3 separate regions of the Homo sapiens genome follow, and regions 2 and 3 are each linked to region 1. The links are chromatin contacts, found by Hi-C in ENCODE. All regions are on one chromosome and are shown on one strand. Each heading gives the region's core, a stretch centred on a gene start or an enhancer-like site at or near the end of the contact. The rest is flanking DNA. Distances are from core to core; before and after follow the strand shown.

Region 1 (4,942 bases), core at 958-3,457:
TCATGCCCATACAAATAATAATATCGGCATGTTAAGGAGGCCTCTCCTGACCCCACTGTCTAAGAAGGCCCCTCTCCCCATGGCATGCTCTTTCTCCTTGCCCTGTTTTATTTTCTTCACAACATCTGCCACCACCTGACATTATATTAAGTAGAACCACATGAGAATGCACATTTTGTAGGTCAAAACCGGACAAATACTGGCAATTTCTTGTGGTTTGATTTAACATATTAATTTGCTCATTTTCTATCCTCTCCTCCTTAAAATGTAAGCTCATTGAGGACAGACTCTGGTTTGCTCACTGTTCTATCCTCAGGCCCCAGAACAGTAGCAGGCACATAGTGGATGCTCAGTACATATTTGTCAGACACAAACATTTTGAGATGCTCTTCATGATCTTTCTGTAGCAGTCACCAATAACCATAATCTCTTTGATATTGCACTGCTCTTCTGTCATTGTGACTTTTATCCTCCCTCTAATGTCTCCTCTCTGCCCATTCTCTGGCTTCTCACATCACTCCTTTCCAAAGGGGAATGTCCCAAAACGTTCAGGCCTGGCTGGCTGTTTCGCTCTGCCATTTCTTGCCTCCTCTGAAAGTCAGTCGTCCTCATGTGTTCATCTCTGAGTTTGGTGTAAATGACTTCCACATCTGTACCTGCAGCCGTGAGCTCAGTCCAAAGTGAGCAGTTAGTATTGGCATCAGTTGCATATTGGACATTCTATTTTGGGTTGCCCATATCTTCAGAAATACAGTATTCCAAAAATTTACATCTTCCTTTATTTTTGAAAATGTTGACTTCATCACCTGGTGTCCCTTCTGCCCTTCACTACAAAACTGAAGCACTTGGGAAGTTCTTTGTCTCCTGCTTTGTCTGCAGGGACCCTCTTCCTTCTGTCACCAGCCCCCCCCACCCCCGCCGCATTGACTTTCCTTGAAATGCTTCTCACATTGGTCCCTTTCTTTTCTTTCTCTTGACAAATATCTTGATTAATGCTAGAGCCTTTTATCTCACTGCTTCGTACCTTTTCCCTCAACCCTGCACATTGAGAACAGATTAACTTTTGTATAATATTTGAATAGGTTCATTATTCTACACCAAATATATCTTTAGACCCACCTGCAACTTTGTGAATATTTTGGTCTTTTTCCAGCCTGCTTTTCAAATCCCATTTCCTGTGATGCCTTCTGAACCGCTTAGCTCTCCAACCCCATTGGATTCCTTGCTCTTGCTTGAAGATGCAGCACATATTCCCAGTGGCAGCAGCCCTAGGTGTTCTGGGAGGCTAGCCCTTCTTGAGATCCCCATCAGCTTCTCTTCTTTTAGGTAGGATCCGTGTGCCTCCTCTGCAAACATAGCTGCAAAGAATTACATCTTTGAGCAGCCCTTCCCCCGCAAACAGATTTTCATCTGAAGTCCCTCCTACAGAGAAATTCTAGAGCTGCCACTGCATATCCCTGTCTCCATCTTTGCTGACTTTGTTTCCTTCCCCCAGAAACTCCTTTCTGTGAATCAAATCCTTATCACAGGAGACAGTACAGGAGAGTGGTTCAGAGCATGAGTTATGGTGTCCAGGTAACTGGAGCTTGAGTCTTAACCTTTTACACTCCCTTGCTGGGTTACCCATCAGCAAAATTCAGCTGTTTAATGAAGGCAATATTTGTAAAGGGCTTAGCACAGTGCCTGGCATATCTTAAGTATCATTAGCATCAGCATCATCATTCTTCATCATAATTTAAGGGCCACTGTCTACAGTAAATCTTTTCCTACAAGGTCAGTCCTCAGATCTCACCTCCTAATTCCTATTGCACTTCTTGTCTGGGCTATTCAGAATACATCCACTTTACATTTCATGATTATATGACTAGGTTGTAAGCTCTCAGAGGGCTGGAACCATGTCTTACCCTTCTGTGGGTCCAGTTCTAAGTGCCAGATCTATACATGGCTTTCCACAAATATCTGTGGGATAAAAAATTATTTGAGACTGTGAATGAAGCACAAAGCTGTATTAAAACAGAGTTCCAGTGCCTTGTCATTTAATCAGAAGGAAAATGCCCTGTGTTTCTGTCTATTGTGCTGTCTTAAAATAGGAATAATGAAATATACCAAGTACGTACTAATTTGGCAGTCATTCTCAGAAATCTGGGACTTTACACTTTAATTAAGCACTTGTAGTTAAGCGTTTGGCCAGAAGATGGTGCAGTGTTCAAGGGATCCTTCTCTCTCAAAGTCAAAACTGATTTTCAAGGAATAATATTGCAATCCGACCAAGTCTATAAAGAAATGGGAGAAAGTGATGCCAGTTCAGCTTTGACACCATCCTAGGGCTTAGCAAGTGTCATGCTTTCATGTAGTTTCTTCCTTCCTACTGCCTAGCATAATGAGCTGGAGGACTCTTCTAATTAGCTAAATATTATTGTACATCAGAGTGGGGCCATGCTTCCTGTACATTCTTATTTGGGTTTTGCCAGCCAAGGGAAGAAAGCTGTTAGAGGCAGGAGCAGATGTAAGGAAGGCACAAAACATGCCAAGAAGTCATGGCGCGTCTTTGCTATTGGATGAGTCATTTTACTTCTCATGTTTTTATTCTGATATTAGTAGGAATTCTTCAAGTCAATATGTCTTACTGGAAAAATCTTTTGTGTGTGGTGTGTGTATGCATGGCGTGTGTACAGTGTGTATGTCAAAGTTTTCTCTACCCCTGAAAAAGTTATATAAATAGGATTTGATTGCTAAAATATCCAACGTAAAATGCAGACTGACATAATCTTCTCATTATTATTATCTTTAATGCAATGTAATGTACTGAGCCAGAAAAATAATACTGCAGTTTGATTTCAGATGTGCTGTTTACATTGGTTGGAAACTAATTTAAAGAAGAAGACTCAAAGTTGGTGCTGATCAGCCATCTTTTATCAAGTTTGTGTATCATACACTTGTTCCATTTTTTTATTTTTTTTGCTATGTAAAGTCTTCTGAAAATTGAAAACTAATTTATTATCATGTAGTTATTAGCACAATCACAAAAGAGGTCACTGGTCTTTCCTTTAATTTCTGTCACAGGCTGCAGGCCGTATTATGCTAAATCAAGGATACGGGGAGATAATTAACATAGCAACTCTGGCAATTTTAATAGGTGAGTGATGAACATTTAGAGTTTGGCTTCGAAATCCATGTCTTAATTACCACCCGCCTGCGTGCAGTGACGAGGATGGGGCTCTAGCACACCTATTACAGATACAGTCTGTTGGGCCAAAGTTTTCATGAGTTGTCCATAAAACTATTATTAGATTGAGAGACTTCAAGGCAAGAAAGAAAGAAAAGTGCTTTGTGTTTTGTTTTTTTTAGAAAAAAAAATGTGAGAAATCTGAAGCCATTCCAATGTGTGCCTCTTTCAGAAGTATCCACTCTACTGCAAGAGTTCTCCCTGGGGGGCTGTTGTCCTCTGTGGGACATATGGTACCGTCTAGAGACATTTTTGGTTGTCACATCTGGGGGAGGATGCTATTTGCATCTCGTGGGTAGAAGCCAGGGATCCTGCTAAACCTCCTACAATGCACAGCACAGCCACCCCCACAACACACACACAATAAAAAATTGGCCCCAAATGTTAATAGCGCCAAGGTGCAGAAACCCTGCCCCAGAACTGCCCACTCCATCCCTTGTTATTTTTCACCGCTGGTTGCCAACAGGTGTCACCGCAGGCCCATTTCTATCTGCAGCATTATCAAAGAGAGTCCATAAACTCTTGTAACATATGGAACGAAATCCCAACTGCAAAGCTTTTGTGGAAGGCAGTTACATGCTGGTGAGCTGAGGCCTATGTAACCAAAATTGATCAATTACACAAATTAAGCATAGCCCTTAAGGAATTTATTTTATTGGTCTGGACATCTGTTGCAGTATTGTCCAAATCCAAAACTCAAATGGTGCCTCGGGTTGCCAAGTTAGGCAAGAAAATCTAGTAGCTATAAAAGTACAACTGAAAACCCTATATTAATATCACGTCCATCTGCTGAATGTTACATAAATATGCAGACTTTTTATTTTCCTTGGGAATAACATTTATTTTTACAGTGCCCAGTTTGACATTCTTATGACATTCTGTTCAGTTTATTACATTGTAACTTCAAATGTTTCTTCAAAAATGCATTTATAATGTTGTTGTTAATCTTTTTTCAAGGGTCTGTACCACCTGTTTAACTTATAGTTAAATAGAGAAGTCCTTTTTCTTATAGGAAGAATGGGAAATCTTTGGACAAAGAGTCTCAGAAAAGATTTTGAGTAACACTTGTGTAGTGTAAAGGGAAATTATATAACAGCCATGAATGCTAATATTCCATCCTGCTCTTTTACAAGTTGAAATGTAATCTCCATTTTAAACTAAATTAGCATCATTTCCAAACAGAGTATCATATTTATATCAGATTTATACAACCACATCAGATTACTATTAACATGTAAAATAGTCTCTTTTATGCTGCTGGTAAAAAATAGATTGAAGAGAATGATTTGATTTCCACTTTAATGTCAGGGATTTAAATTAATCTGAGTGGACATGTTTAGGTTGAGAGTTGCTCCAACATTGAAGAAACAGCAGGTAGGGGCGGCTTTACCTTAAGAACCTGTTGTGATCCTGGCACGAAGAAAACCTTGCAGTTATAAAAGTACATCTGAAAATCATGATGTTCCTATCATGTCCATCTGCCGAATGTTAAATAAATATGTTGGTTGGTTATTTAAATATGTTCAGTGGCTAAGCCAACTGGAAAATTATAGGATATGTGTAGGAAAACTTAGAGGACATTTTTCTTCATGTTTTTCCCCTTCATTCTCAGTCTATATATTCAGGAAAACACTTTTTAGTAGTCAATTGTTGAAAGAATTCTAATCTAATAATAAGACCATCTAGAAGGGTCAGGGAAACTTAAAAGCAAAACCA
Region 2 (4,942 bases), core at 1,566-4,065, 1.6 Mb after region 1:
ATGAAGCCAGATCAAAAGGAAGGGCATTACACCAGCTTGTAGCCAGATGTGAAAGGGTCCCCAACTGCACAGGGCACAGATGGTATAAAATAGGGGGGTGGGGGCACAAGCAGATCCAAAACATAATCAAACAAACCTGGTTCAACTTACACAGGTAAGACTATTCTAAAGAATTAATAACTTTCAATGTAAGATTTTAAATTTGGGACAAATAATGTTAGCTGTCTCAAGCTAAAGTATGCTCACTAGTTTAAATTTTGAAATTCTTTTATATAATCATTGAAATAAATTCTCCATGAGAATATATTCAAAGTCATGGTGACTTGTTTTAAATGAATACTGAAAAGACAGTGTTAAAACTTAAAAACAAAAACAATGGTTGTAAGCCACATTATCTGATTAAAGTCTGAGAACTTTGGGGAGAATTTAATGTATATCCACAGCATCAATACCTCTATTTGAAAACAGAAACACTGTAAGTTTATTAAAATGTTCAAAGTCCTTTAATATTCACCATTCATCATGTAATGTAAAGTGCTAAAATTAAAATTTTCACCCTAAGCCTTCATTAAAAGTTGCTTATTTGTATGTGAAAAGATGAGAGGTAGCATAAATTTTCTATAGAAAACTCAGAAACACTCAATTTACTTCATGTTCAGTTCTATAATGCAAAGTTGACACTTTAATAGATCCGAAATAAACATCTGTTCCAAAATAAAAGTTCAAGAAAAATTATCTGACTTCGATATTAGAAATTGAAATTTTCATAAAGAAATCTTGCATTTCACTAAATGAGTTGGTAACTTTTTTCAGGCAGCAACCAAAACAAAAACATTTAACACAGATTCCTTCAATCTCATGATTTCTGAAGGACACAAAAGCATAGAATATCCAAAAGCTATTGTATTGGATATTCTAATAAGGTACACTCAAGACACACATATACAATGGAACTCTGAATTTCAGTAGCAATGATGAACAAAAAAATACTGACTTTGCAATGACTTTTGCTTATCACTCACATCGTTTAGGGAATACTTATTTGATTTTTTTGACATTTCTATGTATTAAAGGATCTCTCCAGTTTAGTAACAGCTTTGCTAAGCTACGTTTTGAAAGTGACAATTAATTTTAGTGGAAATTCATTCCCAGGCTACTTTGATAGTCATTTGAACAGTTTTGTGTTATTTTACATGCAATTTTATAGCTCTATAACGTTCATTTAATCTTGTTCAATGATGCTGAACCCCAGATGCCATAAGACATTATAGAAAAGTAGTTACTGCACATATGGAGTAACTACTTTTCTGAACACTAATTTCTTTTCTCTTAACAGACTGAAATGGTATTTAGAAAAGAGAAAAACCACCACTCTGTATTAAAGGCTTTATATTATGGACTTCCAGGGATGGGCTCCCATGACTGCTGTGGTCCCAGCCATAAAGTTCTTATTCACGAGCATCATCTACTCAAGTCTCAGTATTAATGGTTTTCTCCAGCCTTCATAAGATTGTTGGTATCATACATTGGAATCAGGTCACCTGACAGAGCTTAGGGTTGGGAGGCTTTCCTCATTTGTCATATGTGGGAGTTGGATAAAATCAGGGGTTCTCCAAGAGCGATCTGAGCACCATCAGCATTAGAATCACTAGGGCACTTGTTAAAAATGCAGATATCCTCCCAGATTTCTAGTGCTGGGGTCAAGAAATGTGAATAATAAGTAAGTATCTGAGTGATTTTGCTGCATGCTAAGGGGTGAGAAGCACTGGTAGATGATCTCAAAGGTCCCTTCCACTCTAAAATTCTAAGAGTCCCTGAATGTTCTTTTAAAAATGGATTTATGTCAGCAACATGAAAGAATTTCTAGAACACAAGACAGTGACTTTTGGCCTGAGTGGGCCAATCTGAATAAGTATTCTTAGATTTGGATGTATATGTAAAAATAATAGAAAATAAAATCAGAACAGTATAATCTGACATGAAAGGAATCTATTTGGGATTTCTTCTTGGGAGAAGTAGAGGGGCAACCCACTCTAATTGCTATAAATGACCACAGGTTCAAAGGGACTTTTCGTTGCCTCTCAGTCCCTATTTTTTCCCACTTCACCCTCTGACTCCTCCCAGCTGTTGAGATCCAGGCTTTTTACAATCCTGAGTCACCAAACTCTTGAGTAATTTTAACTGATCTCAATATATTCTTTTCAGAAGTGAACAATTCACAGGCAGTCCTCTACTTTCACTTGTAATGAGTAAAATCTCACAGAAACATACAATGTAGGAAAGGTGAAGGGTAGAATTACATTTTTAAAAGGAAGTTCCATATTCAGAGTGCTAAAAAAAATCAACTCCTAATTTTCTCTCTTTGGGCATAATATTTGATGAAATATTTTCCATATCTCCTATATGTGAGTTTATTTTATTCTTTTTCTTCCCAATCACTTATAAGGCCAATGAGAGCCTAGGATTTGAGATATTTTAAGCACATCTGGAGCGATCTAGCTTTGACACATTTTTATTAGGTGCATGAAAACTAAATGTCTTATTGCCAAGTATCATTTTTACATTTTCTCGTCAAATTTTTATAAAAGCTTAAGAGCAAAATGCAGTAGGATCTTAAAAAAATTCTACAAACATAGCTGGATAAATTCTGCTGCTGAGCCAGAACTGTTGGCTGGAAGGCAGCGCCACCATGCGATCGTTCCAAAGGCTGTCAGTTTTGTCTAAAGACACAAGCTGGGATCCTCTAAGAGTTGGGCAACTAATAGCAAAAGCCCACTTCCTGTCATAGGAAGGTTATTTTCAAACTCCAAACCCCAGCACCACTTCTGTCTCTGAGAGGGAGAGGGAGAGAAGGAGGAGCTGTTTACAAACAGGATGTCTGATTACGGAGTTACACCAGTGGCCAGATTGGATCAGATATTTAATGCTTGATTAGGGTGGCTAGTGGGCAGGTTAAGGCTGGCAGATTCTGAGTACTCTCCATTTAAGGACGCCTGCACCGGGATACAACTTGCCGACTTCAATACCCAGCTCTGTGGCTGGCTAGCCCTACGTCTTTAACAAGGGACAAGTTCGGCCAAGGCTCAGTTGGTGGATTGTATATTATGTCTATAGGACCCAATTATACCTAAAGTTTCTAAGCTATAAAGTCTTGTGACTGTGTGCATGGTGTAGACATGGGCTAAACTCAAGAAGAGGGGTGAGAAAGAGTCATCTTAATCTTTAATTTAAAGTTTATTAGAGTTGTGGTTTCCTTTTCATGTTTTTGCTTCATAAAGTGTACCACGAATCTAACAGCAATATTATATTAAATGTACATGTTTGCAGTAAATTACACCCTCATTTAAGAAATGTGGAAAAGTTGGGGGGAAAGAGGAAATCTTAAAACTGAGTTAAGTCAGCAGTTCAGCAAGTGCTTACGAAAGACAGTCAAAATATAGGCAAGTTACTTTAAATGGGTATTATTTGTCCTTACTTTCCCAATGTAGGCAAGTGCCTGTGATATAACAATTTAGGGAATAATGGGAGAATAAAAAGCATATTAGTTTCAATCAGATTTCCTGGCATATATCACAGACCCTAAGGAATTACAAAGACAAAAAAGCAAGCTCTTTGGTTTCTGCATGGTTCTTTGCAGACTACAAGGCTGCCCCTGCAAGCACTTGGATGAAAAGACCGGGATTCTACTGGAAGTTTGCACTTTCCCCACATCAGCCAAGATGGGTAAACTGCCTTAACACAAAAGTCACATGCCCCACAAAATATTTCCTTCTATCTCAAAACAGTATTAGCTTCTTTAATCTAAGAAGGTAATGAGAGGTTTTTAAACTGATTAAATCAGCTTAGTTCATACAAAGTCTATTATGATTAAATATTCAATTAAAACAATTTCCAAACCAAAATCTGACAAAATCCTCTCTGAAAGTAATTTAGATGATAGGTTTTTAACATTAGGCAAATTAAATCCTTCTCACAGTTGGTATTTTCTAAAGGGTCAGAAACAGTTGCAGAAGTTCACTGGGGCAAAAATCTACTTTGTGTGCTAGTCATGTTCCATGATCATAAACAGAAACTAGAAATATTAACGTGAGCCTAACATTCCTATTTATTTTTACTTCAAAGGCTACATACATGCAAAAGTTGAACATGTCATCACAAATGCTTTAAATAAAGTTCAAAAAATAAAAATACTTCAAAATCCATTTACTTATGGAAATATACATGACAATTAGAGTGAAGTCAATTATATCCTTTTTTCAATCAGAAAAATACTTATATTATAAAAAAGTTTTAATTCATGTCCAGAATAATTTTTTAAAATTCTTGAGTCATAATTTTAAAACAAGTTGAATGTTAGTACAATGTTTGGAGAAACAAGTCCTAGGCTTTTGCTAACTGGATCTGATATTCTTATACTTCATTTTGAAATCACTAAGGAAACTCAAGTTTAGGGAAAAAAAAAAAGCATTTTAAGAAACCTATGATGGTAAGTATTATGGCTGAGGTGGTTACTAACCAAGTGAAGGGCACAACTTCCATAAGCAGATAATGTTCAAAGTCCTTTAAAATGTTTGAATGGAGAATTTTATCTACAAACACATAGTGGAGGCTTAAAGTAGCCTCAAGTCTCTCTGCTGGTCAACACTGCAAGAGGAATTAAAAATCCCAGGTACAGTGAAGTTCTGAGTGCACTGCCCTTTTGAAAAATGTGTGAGCAGGCACTAGCTCCCGTGACTCCAAAGCCGACTGGGGGAAGTGTCTTCAGATGGCCCTGCCCTTTATCAGGCAAAAGCAGCCAAAGGCTTGGCAAAGTCAGGAGAGGGAAATCAGCGTATTCTGAGCTAGTCTCCATGGTCCAGAGGATGACCATTTCCTTCTAATAAAACCAATATTTCTTTGGTAGCATAATACAATATATATCAACAATCCCAATAATTCATAT
Region 3 (4,942 bases), core at 1,181-3,680, 1.2 Mb after region 1:
CGCCACTCGCTGTAAGCTTGAGAGAAAATGCAGGGGGAAAGATGGGGGGGCGTAGTTGCAGTGAGACCTCCAGAAAATAAACAGGGTGTACAGTTTCAAAGGCTGCAGACACAGACATTTCATTGTTCAAGCCAATTATCAGTGGAAAATAATAACAACAGATGGATTCAGAGTCACTGACTTTTCATATGCACTTCATCTCGGCGGAACAGATGATGAAACGCGAGAGCTATCTCAAAAAGGCAAAACATCTTTCAGTAAAAGAACTCTACAGTCCAGATGGGGACCTTCTAAGGCTGCTGATTATCTTCTTATAATGTTGTAAGATAGACCTACTAAAACATTTCAAGAACTGATCAGATACGATGCGTACAATGGCTTCATTATTGGAAGGAGTCGCCTCAGACTTGTGACTAAACCCGGCAGAGATTTCAATAAGGTTAGGACTGTAAGTTTCCTGTTTTCTCATCAGGGACTGCAGGTTCCAACTAAAACTGGAAATCTGTGCACAACAGGAGAATAAACTGTCGCCCAAGGATCCTACATATTTGCTCTTCTCTGATTTGAGCAAAGGAAAAAAAAATAAACTGGAACTGTAAAAAGGACATTAAATTATTATGAAGCATTCTACCACAATGTGTGTGTGTGTGTGTGTGTGTGTGTGTGTGTGTGTGTGTGTGTGTGTGTGTGTGTGGGTGAGGGGGGACAGCTCCAAAGCAACTCTTTATTAAAAGCATTCGGTGATAAAATATCACCCCTTACATGCATTAGAACATCTTAAATATCCCTTGCCACTGGTGACTGCAAAATAGAATTTCCTTTTAGTAGGGAATAAATATAAATTTCAATGGTGGTGTAACAGCAATTCTACCAAATGTCAACGAAAACTCACCAACCTACCCTAACCCACTCTCACTCAACTTACTACCAAGTTACGCTTGCTGATAAAACACAAGAGGTTAACCACAACCTGAGGGCTTGCTGTAAGTAATGGAAAAAGTTAAATCTCTAATCAGATAGGCCTCATCCTTACTGGAATAACAATGTATCTGTTCCATGTGTCTGTCTCCTCATCTATCCATCTCGATCCATCCATCCATCACCAATTGCACATTCATAATTTTGCAAAAATTCTTTCCCTGAATTAATATAAAATATGGTCGAAATCACTGCGCTAAGAAAAAAGAAAAGCTGATTCTCTCAACTATTTACTAACATACTTAACATTTAAAAAATATTTTTATGAACACACTGTTGACTTCACAAGTTTATAACGTAATTTTTTTTTTTTTTCTGAGCAAGGCTTTTCTTTCAAAGTACTCTGACAAAAGTAAATTCATAGCAGAACACACAGGCACGAAGAAAATATCGCCAAGGGCAAAATTCTGCAACTGCTTTAAGAAGCAAACAAGAACACAAAAGATGTGTAATACAACCATCTGGCTCTCCTCTTACTATATCAATGCCTCAACCTTATCCCCACCCCCTGAGCCAACCCACACCAATGCCACAAAACCAAATGGCTTCACTTATGTTTCCTGCACAGCAAATTTACACAATGCAGTTAGAATGCAAAAGTTGATTTTGACACACAAACTAGCATCTTTTGAATTTTCCCCACTTCAATGATTTTGTTGTCGTTATCTGTTCAGAGTGGGACTTCTTTGAAAGACCACCAAGAACCTCACCATGATAAAAATGTTCTCACATGGACATATCTGTTCAGCCTCAAGAGAAGTCTCCCTGAAAACCTTAATCTCTGCCATCTTGTGCTTTCTGTTATCATCAGACTTTAGATGTGGACATAAAAAAAAATCCTAAGCTTATTCCAATTAGAACTTTTACTTTTGGGGGGCACTAAATGGTGGGTTGTTTCCCCAACTTATGATTTGAAATGACTGCACTAATTTTTAATTACCATTCTTGCAAGTCAGCACATTCACTGGAATTTTTCCTTATTCAGCTCAGTCTACAAACATTTACTGAGCAACTACTGTGGTATTAGAAACATGCTGGACAATGGATGATCAGAATCTATTATTTTCCCGTGTGCTAGCAGGACTTGCCTGGTACATGAAACCAGCAACTCTACAGTTTATAAAAAATCTTCCACATGCAGGCAGGCTGAAGCATTTTATTTACTTATATACTTATTTTTGAAGGCAGATATAACAGACATTTGAAAGTTATAGCCTGTTTGTGGGGATCTAATTGCTTCCAAAAGGTGGGAATGAATACTTTTCATGGAAATCTCAGTTTGGGTAAAACCAATAAAGCATCATAAATGATTCTCACCAAAGGGCAACAATGTAAAAAATAACTGAAAAAAAATTTCTTCACAGGCAAACTCTACTCTTTGCTTTTCTGCAGGGGCATGCTGGAGGCAGACGTTCTCTATCAGGCAAGAGTTCTCAGTCAGAATTAAGGTCTGCCAGGCAGAGGGCCACGTCTGGTTTACTTCTGTTTTCTCACTGTTGCTGGTCTTCCCCGATTCCTGCCTCCCTCTCCATGTTCCGGGATGAGACTTTGACTGGTTTCTCAAGGGGCTAACTTTTGGTTCTCTTCTGGGCGTTTCTGCCCAGAGTCCCCTGGTTTGGACAGCAGCGATCGTCTGTAGGACACACACAGTGAATCCAGCCACCGGATGAGGAATTCTGCTAATTGTTTAAGCCTGCACTAGTGTCTGGCCACCAGTTGGCAGACACAACTCATGGCTGCCTACCAGGCCTAGGTTAACACAGCTGGAGCCAGATGACAGGCTCTCAAAGATATTCCTCTCATGGCCACATCTGGCTCTTGGCGGTTCCCACTGCAGCTGAACTGATTCTGTTTGGTTGTTCTGGGCAAAAAGTTTAGGCAACAGATAAGTCGTATTAATTTCAGTTTATGACAAAAATATCAGAACATATACTCCATGAAGGCAGGGATTTTATCTGATTTGCATCCCCCTCCCACTTTTTTTTGTTTGTTTGTTTTTTGTTTTTGAGACATGGTCTCACTCTGTTGCCCAAGCTGGAGTGCAGTGCAGTGGCACGATCATGACTCACTGCAGCCTGGAACTAACTACTAGACTCAAGCGGTTCTCCCACCTCAGCCTCCTGAGTAGCTGGGTCTAGAGGCACGTGCCACCATGCCTCACTAGTTTTTTCAATTTTTTGTAGGGACAAGGTCTCACTATGTTGCCCAGGCTGGTGTCGAATTCCTGGGTTCAAGTGATCATCCTGCCTTTGCCTCCCAAAGTGCTGGGATTACAGGCATGAGCCAGTGTGCAGGCCTCTTGCTTGCTGTATCCCAGTACAGAGCAGTGGCTACGCAGGGTAGGTGTTCAGTAAATACAGAATGAGTGAATAACACTAATCAGTGTATGAGTGGAACAAAAACATTCCTGTATCTTACTCCAGCTACTCTGTTCCTACTGTTGTACGTAAAATGGCTAGCATGCTCGTGCACACAGAGAAGTCCTTGAATGGCTCTACAGCTAGATTTTATTATGGACACGCTCATCTCAAGAATGAACCCATGTACATTGTCAGTATAGCTGGAAAGACCTCCAACAATCCTTCCCTTCAAACTACCCAGTCTCCCAGAATTACCCACATCCCAACTTTATTAGTCCTTAAACTGAGAAACTTGGCAGCTCTGTGCCCACAGGGCCTGAGAGTGATCTCAAAGTAGAAACTTACCTTTTGGCCACCACCAAAGTGGGAAATGATGAGGCAACTTTTCCTGGCACCTTTCCATCCCATTTCCTTTCCCATGCCTCTCTTCCTAAATTCCCTGATATCTGCAGATCCCAGCTCCCTTCTACACTCAACTATGACCCAAGGCGAGGCTTCCCCAAAGCTCACCACCTCTCTAGCTCCCATTAGAAACACATTTAGAAAAGCCTACGTAATTTAAAACCAGGCGGGGCCCTCCCTCTTGGCTCCTTCACTAGAAAGAAGCCCAACTTACAGGCTGTTATGTTAATAATAACTATAAAGCTCCCCTGAGTCCACCAAGGGCTTGCTAAAGGTGAAGGGACACTTAATGGAAGCCTGGCAAGGGTGTACGCATATGCTGCTTCTTTCCCAAAAAGAACGTTAACACTCCTAAAACAAGAACGGCTGAACAAGGCAGATGAGTTCAACAAGCTCAGCATCTGGACTTCAGCGAAAGAAAGGTAATCAAGTGTGCTAGAGGAAGCTGTTGCTGAACTCATCTCCTTTTCTATCATATAAGGCAGCAGGGTGGAGGTATAGATAATTTTTTTAAGCTAAGTATAAGTTTCTGAAAAGAGTACTGTGTTCACTACGAAGAATTCAGGCTTCAAGCTCCCCTTGGAAGGAGCTGCTTACTTCATTAAAGGTGGACCAGAAAGATGAACTCCTAAAATGCCTCTCCTTCCCTGCTTCTGCTATTTGAAATTACTTTAAAAATGAGAGAATAAGCTAGGCTCAGTGGCTCACACCTGCAATGCCAGCTATTAAGGAGGGTGAGGCAGGACGATTGCTTGAGCCCAGGAATTCAAGGCTGCAGTGAGCTAGCATGGTGCTGCCGCACAATAGCCTGGGCAATAAAGTGAGACACTGTTTAATAATGGGGGAATAGGCCAGGCACGGTGGCTCATACCTGTAAATCCAGCACTCTGGGAGGCCAAGGCAGGTGATCACACTTGAGGTCAGGAGTTCGAGGCCAGCCTGGCCAACACGGTGAAACCTTATCTCTACCAAAAAATACAAAAAAAAATTAGCTGGGCATGGTGGTGCTTGCCTGTAGTCCCAGGTACTCAGGAGGCTGAGGTGGAAGAATTGTTTGAACCAGGCAGGAAGAGGTTGCAGTGAGCTGAGATCGTGCCACTGCACTCCAGCCTGGGTGACAGAGTGAAACCCTGTCTCAAAAATAATAAAATAAAATAAGGGAATGTCTTTGTACAATTGCACAATCACAATGAAACTTTAAT

The links. Hi-C counts contacts between places; a loop is a spot of excess contacts on that map. Pooled maps may share reads with other maps.
Region 2: a map of naive thymus-derived CD4-positive, alpha-beta T cell shows a loop between it and region 1 (32-fold over the local background). The contact joins two enhancer-like sites. A Hi-C loop is called at or near these places in 3 of 168 maps with a recorded cell type or tissue (CD4-positive, alpha-beta T cell, CD8-positive, alpha-beta T cell and naive thymus-derived CD4-positive, alpha-beta T cell), 1 of 37 single-sample maps with no recorded cell type and 9 of 50 pooled maps.
Region 3: a map of IMR-90 shows a loop between it and region 1 (6-fold over the local background). The contact joins two enhancer-like sites. A Hi-C loop is called at or near these places in 2 of 168 maps with a recorded cell type or tissue (IMR-90 and chondrocyte) and 7 of 50 pooled maps.

The regions. Positions count from the first base shown.
Region 1 is chr3:70,062,183-70,067,124 of GRCh38, forward strand. SAMMSON (survival associated mitochondrial melanoma specific oncogenic non-coding RNA) reads left to right here. Exons shown (of 5, transcript NR_190186.1): 4 at 3,064-3,136. Among named protein-coding and RNA genes, the nearest start is that of SAMMSON, 65 kb to the left of the region's middle. Within about 2 kb of position 2,208, at least 3 of the 41 ENCODE cell types and tissues checked have a DNase peak (open chromatin) inside an H3K27ac peak, as active enhancers do.
Region 2 is chr3:71,678,641-71,683,582 of GRCh38, forward strand. EIF4E3 (eukaryotic translation initiation factor 4E family member 3) reads right to left here. Exons shown (of 7, transcript NM_001134651.2): 7 at 1-4,942. Among named protein-coding and RNA genes, the nearest start is that of EIF4E3, 44 kb to the right of the region's middle. Within about 2 kb of position 2,816, at least 9 of the 41 ENCODE cell types and tissues checked have a DNase peak (open chromatin) inside an H3K27ac peak, as active enhancers do.
Region 3 is chr3:71,308,114-71,313,055 of GRCh38, forward strand. All of the region lies in intron 4 of FOXP1 (forkhead box P1), which reads right to left. Among named protein-coding and RNA genes, the nearest start is that of FOXP1-AS1, 21 kb to the left of the region's middle. Within about 2 kb of position 2,431, at least 11 of the 41 ENCODE cell types and tissues checked have a DNase peak (open chromatin) inside an H3K27ac peak, as active enhancers do.